Linked DNA regions of Homo sapiens: all the other regions are linked to region 1. A link is an interaction called in ENCODE POLR2A ChIA-PET data of the cell type or tissue named here. Cell type or tissue: GM12878. All regions are shown on one strand.

Region 1 (4,000 bases):
CCATTTCTCAAAAAAATTTTAAAAAGCCAGGCACAATGGCTCATGCCTATGGTCTCAGCTACTCAAGGGGGTTGAGGTGGGAGGATCACTTGAGCCCAGGAGGTCAAGGCTGTAGTGACCCATAATTGTACCACTGCACTCCAGCCTGGGTGACAAGGTGAGACCTTATCTCAAAAAAAAAAAAAAAAAATCATTTCTTTGCACTATAAGCAATAGTGCTATAAAGTGAACTGCTGCCAAAAAAAAAAAAAAAAAGTTACAGTACTTCCTGCTGTGAATAGCCAATACCAGCTGTAAGCCAGGTTTTCGTAAAGTATCTTACCTTAATCCATACTGTCTCATTGGTAAAGCTGAATGGTATGGATGGATTGTCCGGTATATGCTTGTTTAGAATACTGAAATTAATGGACTCTTTGGCAATTCGGGGTGGAGTCCCAGTCTTCAACCTTCCCACCACAAACCCTAACTTCTCCAGTGTCTGAGCCAATCCTATAGAAGGCTGATCCCCTAAACGTCCTGCTGGATGCGTCTCCAATCCAATTACAATCATGCCTCTCAGAAATGTCCCAGTAGTCAGAATCACACTCTCTGCATATACTGTGCTTCCATCCACTAAATAACAAGAAAAAAGAATAAAGTCATTATCTATGTATCTATGTATTTATGTATCTATGTATCTATCTATCTATCTATCTATCTGAGATGAAGTCTCACTCTATCGCCAGGCTGGAGGGCAGTGGTGCAATGTCCGCTCACTGCAACCTCCGCCTCCCGGGTTCAAGCAATTCTCCTGCCTCAGCCTCCCGAGTAGCTGAGATTACAGGCATGCGCCACCACGCTCAGCTAGTTTTATATTTTTAGTAGAGATGGGGTTTCTCCATGTTGGTCAGGCTGGTCTCGAATTCCCGACCTCAGGTGATCCACCCACCTCTGCCTCCCAAAGCGCTGGGATTACTTACAGGCGTGAGCCACCGCGCCCGGCCTAAAGTCATTTTTTAAATTGTTACCATGGATCAAAATGGAATGTGACTATTTTACATTACAACTACAGAAAAACTATCAGTCTTTAAAAACTTGAGAATCTTTTTTAATATTTTTGTTTTTTCAAGACTTATCGACATATAACAGACATATAAAAAACTGTATATATTTAGAGTATGCAACATGGTGTTTTGATACAAGTATACCTTCTGTGATGATACCCATAATCAAGCTAATTAATATAACCATCACCTCACATAGTTACACGTTTTGTGTGGTGAGAACACTTATGATCTACTCCCTTAGCAAATTTCAAGTATATCATACATTATTATTAACTGCAGTTACCATACTGCTCACTAGATTGCTAGAACTTATTCAACTTACAGCTGAAAATGTATAACCTTTGAGCAGTATCTTCCCATTTCCCCTACCCCAGACAAAGAATTTTAAATGAGTAAGAAGGCTAATATGTTATCAATCTCAATCTAAGCAATCTAGGAGAGAGAATACAATGTGTTATCACCAATTCACATGTACCTAAAATCATATCAGCACTAAAAAGTTAGTCTCAATTAATTTAAAAAATTAATTAATTTTAGACTTCAGGATAAATATGGCATACAACCTCTCATTTCTTCTCCCTTCTAAAACTCAAAGAAAATTAAATAGGGGAATAAAAAAGGTATAAAACCAAAAGGACAAGTAATGAAAAAGAACCAGTCAGAAGATGAGAAATTTCAATGTATTTTTGAAAGATAGAAAGTGTTTGGAAGAATGGTAACTCATCTAGCAGAGGGGAGATAGCTATAACTTAAGTATTAATATCTGAAGAGAAGATATATCAATGAGAATGAACTAATTTGCCCTGCAAAGGCTCAGAAATTAGAGAACTGAGAATAAGAACTGAGGAGGAATGTAGAAATGAAACTTGGAACAGAAAATGAAAGAAACAGCTGAAATTTACACATTAAGGTTTTGTCCTCAGATAGCTCTACCTTACAGTAAAATGGAGGTTTATTCTTCAGGTAATGGGGACTTTTTGTTTAATGGGTACAGAATTTTAATTTGGGATGATGAAAAAGTTCAAGAGACCGTTGGTGGTGATGGGTGCACAACACTGTCAATGTACTTAATAGCACTGAATTGTACACTTAAAAATGGTTAAAATGGTACATTTTATGGTTTGTATATTTTACCACAAAAAAATTGTTATTGTTGGGCCTATAAAATATGGACAGGATCACAAAATAGCATTTAAAGATATTAAATTAAATCGGCCAGGCTCAGTGGCTCATGACTATAATATGAACACTTTGAGAGACTGGGGCAGGAAGATCACTGGAGCCCTGGGGTTCAAGACCAGTCCTGGCAACATAGTGAGACCCCCATCTCTACAAAAAAAAATAATAAATTAGCCAGGGGTGGTGACACATGCCTGTGGTCCCAGCTACACAGGAGGCTGAGGCAGGAAGATCACTTGGGTCCAGGTGGTCGAGGCTACAGCGAGCTGTGATCATGCCACTGCACTCCAGCCTAAGAAAGAGGGAGAGAACTTGTCTCAAAAATAAAAAAATAAACAATTTAAGGGTATAAACATAAATACTAATAAAAACAATATAACCATTAAATCTGGAAAATAAAGAAAGTCGGGGGAGAAAAGGAAATGAAAGTAAAACTAATTTAGTAATTGTTACTTGAGGGAAGTCAGTGAGCATATTATATTATATATAAAATCATAGCTTTTAAGGTAACCATCGGAACAAACCCACAAACTTAAAAAAAAAAAGCATGGCCTCCAAAAGCAAAGCAAACACAGATTAAGTTTTTTTTTTAAAAAAAGGTACAGAGGAACAGTGTGTATAATATGCTACGATTTTGTGAAAACAACAAAAAATACATATACATATGCATGAAGACATGTACATATGCCTAGGTAGAAAGACCACACAACAGATTAACAAAGCAAATGCTCCTGAGAAAGAAAACTGGCTGGTTGAGGGGACAAAGTGAAGGAGACAGACTATCTTTTTTTTTTCTATTGAGACAGACTCTTGCTCTCTCACCCAGGCTGGAGTGCAGTAGCAAGATCTCAGCTCACTGCAACCTCCATCTCCCAGGTTCAAGTGATTCTCCTGCCTTAGCCTCCTGAGTAGCTGGGACTACAGGCGTGAGCCATCATGCCTGGCTAATTTTTGTATTTTTAGTAGAGACGAGTTTCGCCATGTTGGCCAGACTGGTCTCAAACTCCCGACCTCAGGTGATCCACCTGCCTCGGCCTTCCAAAGTGCTGGGATTATAGGTGTGAGCCATAATCACATAATGCCCATAATGCCCAGCTAAGACAGACTATCTTTTCACTCTATATGCTTTTTGTAGCCTTTAAGTTGTTGGCCCTAAGTATGTATTTCCCAATCAAGAAAATTAATAAATCTATAATAAAAATGAAAATGGGAATTAAGATATGTATTTTAAAAGATGACACTCCTGGGCCACGCGCGGTGGCTCATGCCTGTAATCCCAGCACTTTGGGAGGCCGAGGTGGGCGGACCACAAGGTCAGGAGATCGAGAACATCCTGGCTAACACAGTGAAACCCCATCTCTACTAAAAATACAAAAAAGTAGCCGGGCATGGTGGCACGTGCCTGTAGTCCCAGCTACTCGAGAGGCTGAGGCAGGAGAATCGCTTGAACCTGGGGGGCAGAGGTTGCAGTAAGCCGAGATCACGCCATTGCACTCCAGCCTGGGCTACACAGTGAGACTCTGTCTCAAAAATAAATAAAAAGAAAAAATAAAAATAAATAAATAAATAAAATAAAATAAAAGATGACACTCCCTGGCACAGCCTCTCTTACCATTTTGTTCCCAGAACGCTAGTGGGTAGCCATATTACTCTCTTAGGTGGAAAACTGATTCTTCTGAGAACTAACAGACATTGATATTTGAGAATTCACCAAACCAAAAGGCTGGTTCAAATCTTTTCTTTTTTTTTGAGACGGAGTTTTGCTCGTTACCAGG
Region 2 (4,000 bases), 820 kb after region 1:
CATCCACTTTGGTGGCCTTGTAAAGAAGAGAAGACACCATTAATACAGACAAAAGTGGTACTCTGCAGCTGAGAATCACCTGTGCCAATAAGGTTACTCTCAGATCTGTGCCAAATATCTGAGGGCAAATGGAAATTTAAAATACTATACAGATGTAAACTTTGGATGTATGGAATGTTCCTGAATATCTGCATCTTGGAAGACCCATATATAGATTCTTTCATTTTCATTCCATGCTGGTTCAGACTTTCATTAACTGCTAAACTATAACAATAAGTTCCCAGCCAGTTTCTCCAATTGCCATTTGTCTTCATTCCAGAATATACTATGCATTGGTGTCAAATCAGTCTTCTAAATTGCTGCTCCAGTAATGTTATTCCCCTACTCAAAATCCATTAATGGCTCTTCATTGCCTATTGAATCAATCCGAATTTCCTCATGATAGCACTCACAGTATGTCCCGACATATTCCTCTCTATCCAAATCTCCTATCAGTCTTCCACTTTTATGTCCCTTTTTCTTCAGTCAACAGGACAATAATTTCCTAGGAACACCACACACCAAGCTTGTCTCCATGTCTTTGCCCATGTTGTTCCTCATCCGGAGCCTGGCATTACTCTCATTTCTTACTCCCCGTTCCTCTCTAATTCCACTTTCTCTAGGAATTTCTTCTTGCTCTCTCTCAACCAGATGCTCTGTCTCTCCTTGGAATCTTCATAGCCATTTGGATGTCTCACTGTGATGGACAGATTCTCCTTTATATCATTTATATAACTGTCTCCTTAATTTGAAGACTGTGAGCTTGTGGTCTGTAGCACCTAACATAGTGCTAAAAAATGGGAAGTCAATACATATTTGCTGATTTGAACTGATCTAGCAGCATTTCAAGTATCCTTTGGTGACTAAGTTTTGTGTTATACAGATTATATGTCCATTACGATTTATTGTGGAGGATTTTTCTCTGTTTTTTTTTTTTCCATTTTGTTTGCACATAGCTACTGAAACAAGAATCCAAGGCTTGTTTTTTCTTTTCTGAGAGAAAGAAAGAAAAACAGAAAGAAAGAAAGAAAGAAAGAAAGAAAGAAAGAAAGAAAGAAAGAAAGAAAGAAAGAAAGAAAGAAAGACAGACAGACCTTGGCTATTAAACATGGAAACAAAAAGAAGGTAAGCAGTGTTTATTGGAAATATGTCTGGTTTACTACATGTTGTGCAGAAAATTACAGAACTAAGCATTTAAAAATGTTCAAGCATACTTAATTACAATTTAGTCAAAAGTACAGTTTTCTTTGTTCATTGAACAATTCCTTCAATACCTTTATTTTAATGAAAATAATATCACACTAGAATAAGTAGATGTATGTAATCATTTTCATGTGTAAATAGGTAAAAAGCCAAGAATAATCTATCTTTATCTTCATTTTCTGTTACTGAAACATATAAGAATGATCTTAAGCTCTAGAAAGCATTCAATTTATATAAAAGTGATTCTTCTGGAAATCACAATGTCTTAAAGTTGTCTTCTCCCCTCGTGCAGCACTCTCTTGATATGTCTTCAGCCTCTAGTCTTGTGTCATTGGGGACTTTTCTTTTCTCCTCTCCTATTTGTAATCACTAACCAACACTTCATGCCTAGTACATTGTTCCTTATTTCTAACTTTCACTCAGAAAACCGACTCACAAATTTATGTATTTCCATCCTTGGTTTACTGTACCTTGGTTACTGTACCAATGCACAGTATCTAGCACATAGTATCGGCCCACAGTAAATATCTCTTGGAAAACTAAATGAACAATGTTAAAGTTCTGGTCCAATTCATGAGATGACTACAGTCCATCTTCACTACAATTACTTTCTATCACTTTAAATCCAATATATTCCCAAACACAACTTAGTATCACCTCTTCATTCCCAAACCCCCAACACTCTTCCAGTTCCCTCCCCCAACTCCAGTTTCCTTCTATTCCAATTCTGATACCATATGGTCTCAAACACAATGATGTCATTTCTCTGTATTTCCCTTCTGTTTTCCCCTATCTAAAATGATGATCATTTCTATTTTTATGTTCCTATTGTCTTATTCTGGGTTATAGTCATAGCATGTACTCAATCACAGTATCAAGTATTCATTATGTGCTTACATTATGGTAGACACTAGGTTAAGTCCTGTACATAGGTATTATTTTTATTTATTTTCAAAGTAACTCAATGAGAAGATGCTATTATTTATATTTTACAGATGAGTAAACAGTTTTTCTAATATTTATTGAGTACAAAGATATGTAATTTGATATGAAACTATCTGATATCCAAATATGTATGTGTCCATAACAGAGTAAAATACATAATACCTTATCTTAATTTTTCTCCTAGAACAGTTTCTCTAATAAATATTTAAAAATAGTTGTCTTGAAAAATATTAAAATGTTACTTTACTTTGATAAATGAGTATCCTTAGCAAGAGAATTAACTATTTTTATATCCACATTTAACAACATGAATTAGTATTTAGCACACATTTGGACTGACAAAATAACATGCTATATTTGCAAAGATGTTATTCAGAGATTGGCATTCATGCAGTAATTTCAAATAAATATTTTTAATGAACGGTATAATGACCACAACTATACAATAATGTCATTGGTAAAAATCACCAAAATATAGTAAGAATTTTAAAAGGCATTTTTAGCTTCCTCTTTTGGGTATCAACCATTATCTTCTCTCTGAATAATACTGAAAGAAAATTTACATCTATGCAACAAATTTCACAATTAGAAATGGAGATAAAATTACATAAGCAGACACTAATGGAAAATCTATTAAAACAAAGGAGGATCTTTAAAGCCAAAACTTGAAGCACTCAGGAAAGAAAGAATCATTGAGTGTATCTAAGACAAGCAGTAAATGGCATGCTCCACTGATTCTGACAACCTGCAGGTTGATTATGAAACACCATCACAAAGGCTTCAAGACATGGAAAAATTCAGAAAATGTGGCAAGTGAAACATATTATAACGAAAATCCAAGGGAGAGGTCTCTTTTTTAAAAAAAAATGAAAGCCACTCTTATGGAATAAACAAACTATAGTAAGCAATTGCTACCATAATTCTTACAATCTCTGAATACCTGTGATTGTCTGTGAATAAATGGTACCAACTGAAATAGGGAATTCATCACAGAATGCTGTAAACAGCATTTGGGTGCACGGCTTTATATACGTATATATAAATTCACATAATCCTCAGTGTGATATAGTTCTAACCACTCTCATTTTCTAGATGGGAAAACTGGGGCCTGAAGTTTCCTTGTCTAAGATCATACTTAGAGCCTCTTGTGAGGCTGAATTGAACTCAGTCCTTTGACTAGGATTGGGTGTTCTTTCCTCACTAGCACAGTGCCTCTCCTCAGGGTTGAAACAGGATACAGGAATACAGCTCTTTTGACATTCACAAGTATGCCTTCTACCTCTCCAAAAGCCCACGAGAAATCCCACTGGCAACGGTGAGGAGAGAAAAAGGCTGTGATATGGATCAGAAAAAGTCTTACAGATCCAAGGATATTCAGGTTAGATAAGAAAGGGAACAGTACAAAGCCAGAGTGACCCCCAGTTCAATCCTGCTCAATTCTAGGGAATTACCACCAAGCAATTCTGGCTTTTTGTGGGAGAAGGAAAGGGGAGGGAGGAAAAAGAGGGAGGAGAAAAGGTAAAGAGGGAGGGGGAAAAACCAGGAGAAAAGAAGAGGGAGAGAAAAATGAGAGTGGGACTCAAAATTGGAGAGAATGATTCAGAGGAATTAATATCTCACTCTAAGGAAGCACATAATTAAAATTTCTTCATCTTCTGAAACATCTAACTAAAAAAGACACAGGCTAGAAAGCCTCTTTCTCTCACTTTTTTTTTTTTTTTTTGCTTCTGCCTCAAGCACTTTTAAAGTTGCCTACACATTACAGAATGTTTTGCTTGATTTCCTTTCAATGTCCCGGAGAATATTTGGAATG
Region 3 (4,000 bases), 350 kb after region 1:
CACAGTGACAATGATAGGAAAAAAAATGTATCTCTTCTTCCTTTCCAGGCACCTGGGATTCTCCTTGCTGGTTCTGCCTCTGCCACTCTTCACATCATTAATACTGGGTTCCACCTGGCTCTGTTTTTCAGGGCTTTGCTCTCAAATCTAGGCACTTCCTGGTACTCATTAACACAGATCAAGAAATTTTTCTTTCACCTCGTATTCCCTCTAGGTTTAATTCTCTGCTGTAATCTGACGACTCATTCCATCTAAGTCATGGGAAACTGATAATAAATTATTTGGGGAATTTTTGGGAGGGTTGTCTTCTTCCTAAAAGATGGGGATGGGGCTCTTTGAGTCACTTGAGTAGACCTCAGCACTCAGTGGGCTGGAGATCTGGAGATGTCACAGAGAGGTGGTTTCATCTTGCCAAAAAAAAAGATTATATGTATAGGTATATATACCTATACATATAATGTATGTATGTGTATATGTATATGATATATATATGTGTGTGTGTGTATATATATATATATATATATATATATATATATATATATATATATCACTCCAAAAGAAGGACCCTAGTGAAGGGGAGTGTATCCTAGACTGCTGCCTGGACTTTTTACATTCAGAAAAAAAATTTCTTTCTTTCATTCTCTAGATTACCATATTTGAATACTTTGATAAGACTTCTGTCTGGGAAAACAACAGCAAGGACTAATCCAAGATCAGTTCCCCTCCTCCCCCACCTCCAAATGTTCCATGCCCTGCAGATTTTGAAAAAGCAGGGAGTGAGTTAGGGAAAGACACTTTGATACTAAGGGGCGAAATATCAATAAAATAGCAATCTTTGCAGGCAATCTTGTGAAAGGTCACTTTTAATCATCTTGTATTTGTTGATCGATTTTACTCACATGAGACACATTTAAAACACCTGGTAGGTATCAGATTTATAAACAAACATGTAGCAAGAGAGAAATCACAAACCTGCTTGATGCTTCCCCTTGTTCTTTCCTTCAGGTGCGTGCAGGCAGAAGAGAAATGATGATAAACCAGTGAATATATTTATAGCACTTGATAATGGCCAAATTGGAGATTGGGGAATCAAATACCTTAAGTAACTCTTTTCATGCAAGATCCACAAAAGCAGTGTTCTTTATAATAAATGTACTCAACTTGCTAACATATATTCTTTGTGATACAGACCAGAGATAGCACAACATTTACTTGGCAAAGCCAAGACTGCCCACATAGAATAAAAAACAATAGACTTTTCATTAGCCAAAGCTATCCATGGCTAAGAAAAAGTGGTTCTGATCTAACCAGAATTAGCAAGGGCTCTTAGAATGTTGCTAGTTACAACATAACTGTTCTCTGTGCATCTGGCAGACTTTGGTTTCTAAACCTGGATTCATTAATGAATTGTATCTCAGTCACTTGCTGAGGCAGATTTTTTTTTGTATCGTATAAAATCTAAATTTCCTTGGAGTAAATAAGGTACATAGAATATTTACCAAAACTCTTTTAGCCTATACTGTTGGGTGGCATTTGTAATAACTCATTTTAGCAAATGTAGGTCTAAGCACCATGGTGTAGGGTCTGTACTCTTTGCAAACGAGCTGTGTGCCTTTGGGCAGGCACCTTATTTGCTTGCAGGTTTTGGTTTTCTTATGAGTAAATCAAAGGCTTTAGGTTAGATAATCTCCAAATCCCCACTTCTTAAGGTACCACAAGGTGTTTTTGGAGCTTGATAATTCCCCATAGCCTCATAAAATTTCTGACTCATTCCCTAAATAGCATATTTACCTGTGTTTTGCCCTTTGCAGCTTCACTCTCTTTGAGGAGAAAATCAAGAAAAGTACTTGCTTCTATACATCCTTCTGTTATTAAAATAAAACTTTGAAATAGAATTGCTAAGACCTCTAGAGTGTATGTAAGAGACAAACCAGACCTGAAAAGAGAGAGTAAGGAACTGCTGGTTGTATCCCTGGCAGGTTTGAGTGTCCCTCCTCCCATTTCTCTCTGCCCTGCACAGCTGTTTCTTAGACCTCTCTTTCATCCTGTTTAGTGGAATCAAAGCATCCCACTATGTCTTTAAAACTGGGGAACAAGAGCATGGGGCTGGTGTTTTTTAATGATAACAGTAACATTGATGATGATGATGATGATATTGTTGATAAATTGATCTTCCCCCTGGCCACCTATTTGAAATTATAGCCTCTGATGCTCCCTAAATTCCTTCTTTATTTTACTTTTCTCCTTAGCACTTAATGCCATCTAACATATCCTATATTTATTTATTTATATTGTCTATCCCAACATCCCTTGAATACATACTTCCCAAGGCCAGAGATTCTAACTTTTTTTTTTTTTTTACTCCAACTGCTTCATTCTCAGTGCCTAGAACTATGCCTTGCACATCATAGGTGCTCAATGAGTAATTGTTGAATGCATACATGACTGAATAAATGATCTTTCCCATCAGAAGTTCTTAGGCTGAATGCTAAAGGAAAATACACAATGTAAATAAAATAGTAATTGTAGTCTGTTTCTTACTACAACACTCTCCATTCGGTAAGCCACTTAAATGTAAAAAGATCCCTCTAAGTCACTGAAAATTATTGTCACTTGATTAAAGCAAGTTTGCTTTGTAAAACAAAAGTTTGAACTTGGCTTCAGGGACTCTGTGAATACATTAAAATTGTAGGCAAAGTATTGATTTTCTCGTGCATTGATTATCTTTCTTGGGAAAGACCCCATAATTTCCATCACATTCTCAATGGTTTAACAAAAAACATCAACAAGGATTAAGAACCTCTGCATTTTGAAGCAATGAAGCATCACTGGAAGGGGAGAGATGTTAGGACATCTAGTTTCCCATGAACTTTACCAGTGACTGCTGTGTCATTCTGGACAAATAACTGTTCTTCATTCAATGGAGCTGAGCCCCATGGTTCATGAGTTTGCAGGAAAAGGAAAGTGAGGGAAAGGCACAGTAGGACATGAGGAACACAGGTGTTTGCATAAATCCTCCTCCACCTCCACCCCCACTTAAGACAGGGAAAATATCAGAGGAGTAGAAAGAACTTATGTGAATAAAATAATAGTTGATTTACTGGGGGAATTTGACTCATTATTAAACAGTTTTTCCAGGCTTTTAATGACTTTTAATCCAAAAACTGCAGTAAGTGGGAAGCCAAATAATCACATATGATAATAGACCACTCTCCTCTGTCACTTGAGAATTCTCTATCAGTTTTCCTACTCAGATTCCCTTTTTACATTTACCTAGCAAACTTCATGAAGACAAGAAATACAATTTCTATATAATTTTTATTTTTGGTTCATACTCCCAAGGAATAAATGGCACAGGAGTTAGGTTCTATTTTCGGTTTTTTAATATCAAAATGTTGAAAGGGTCTTAAACTCCATAAAAAGTTCAACTAAACTTCAAGATCTAAATGAAAAGAGGATTTTAATCCAAACATGCATTCAACAGCATCCATGCTTCTATCCATGCTAAGGTTCCATCCTCTCTGAAATCCCTGGAGTGCTATGAATATCTCTGTCCTAGGTGCTGACAAGAATTTTAGATACCACCCACCAGGAGGCATTTCCCATTAGAGCTTAGGAATCATCTTGCCCAACTCTTGTCCTTCTCTTTGTGGGTGGGAAAACTGAGGCCAAGGGCAGAACAGGGAAGTAATGTAGTTAATGATGGATCTGGTGCTTCCCAATGGTATGCATTCTGCTGCATCACAAACCTCCATTAAGACGGTACTGCCAGGGAATGTCATGGAGGTTTCCTCAGCTGATATCTCCCAAGATCAGTAAGAACAGGTGGTTTTTTGTGAGTCACAGTAGTTAGGTGTCCTGAATCCCATGAAGCCACTAGGATTAAGGTTTTGTTGGGCTATGAAGAAAAGCAGCTGGTGCTCTCAAATGTCGGATGAGCAATTTAATAACTTTTGAACAACCTGAGGAACTGACTACGCTAATCAAGCTGGGTGACTCA

Evidence for each region. Peaks named below come from ENCODE experiments on the same cell type or tissue, not always from the same donor. Only the 100,000 strongest peaks of a DNase experiment are listed, where the experiment ranks them.
Region 2: POLR2A ChIA-PET joins it to region 1 with 5 read pairs; 1 of 35 experiments calls an interaction of 5 or more read pairs at or near these places.
Region 3: POLR2A ChIA-PET joins it to region 1 with 7 read pairs; 2 of 35 experiments call an interaction of 5 or more read pairs at or near these places.

Annotation. Positions count from the first base shown.
Region 1 is chr6:73,469,977-73,473,976 of GRCh38, reverse strand. MTO1 (mitochondrial tRNA translation optimization 1) reads right to left here. Exons shown (of 12, transcript NM_012123.4): 4 at 323-612. Among named protein-coding and RNA genes, the nearest start is that of MTO1, 10 kb to the right of the region's middle. RefSeq lists an enhancer at 1,746-1,815. In GM12878, no CTCF peak of the experiment used is centred here; a DNase peak (open chromatin) is centred at 1,888; H3K4me3 peaks cover 994 bases; H3K27ac peaks cover 2,270 bases.
Region 2 is chr6:72,652,151-72,656,150 of GRCh38, reverse strand. All of the region lies in intron 1 of KCNQ5 (potassium voltage-gated channel subfamily Q member 5), which reads right to left. The region is part of intron 2 of KCNQ5-IT1 (KCNQ5 intronic transcript 1); the gene reads right to left. Among named protein-coding and RNA genes, the nearest start is that of KCNQ5-IT1, 24 kb to the right of the region's middle. In GM12878, no CTCF peak of the experiment used is centred here; a DNase peak (open chromatin) is centred at 1,628; H3K4me3 peaks cover 405 bases; H3K27ac peaks cover 780 bases.
Region 3 is chr6:73,121,485-73,125,484 of GRCh38, reverse strand. KCNQ5 (potassium voltage-gated channel subfamily Q member 5) reads right to left here. Exons shown (of 14, transcript NM_019842.4): 9 at 973-999. Among named protein-coding and RNA genes, the nearest start is that of KCNQ5-AS1, 20 kb to the left of the region's middle. In GM12878, no CTCF peak of the experiment used is centred here; a DNase peak (open chromatin) is centred at 1,680.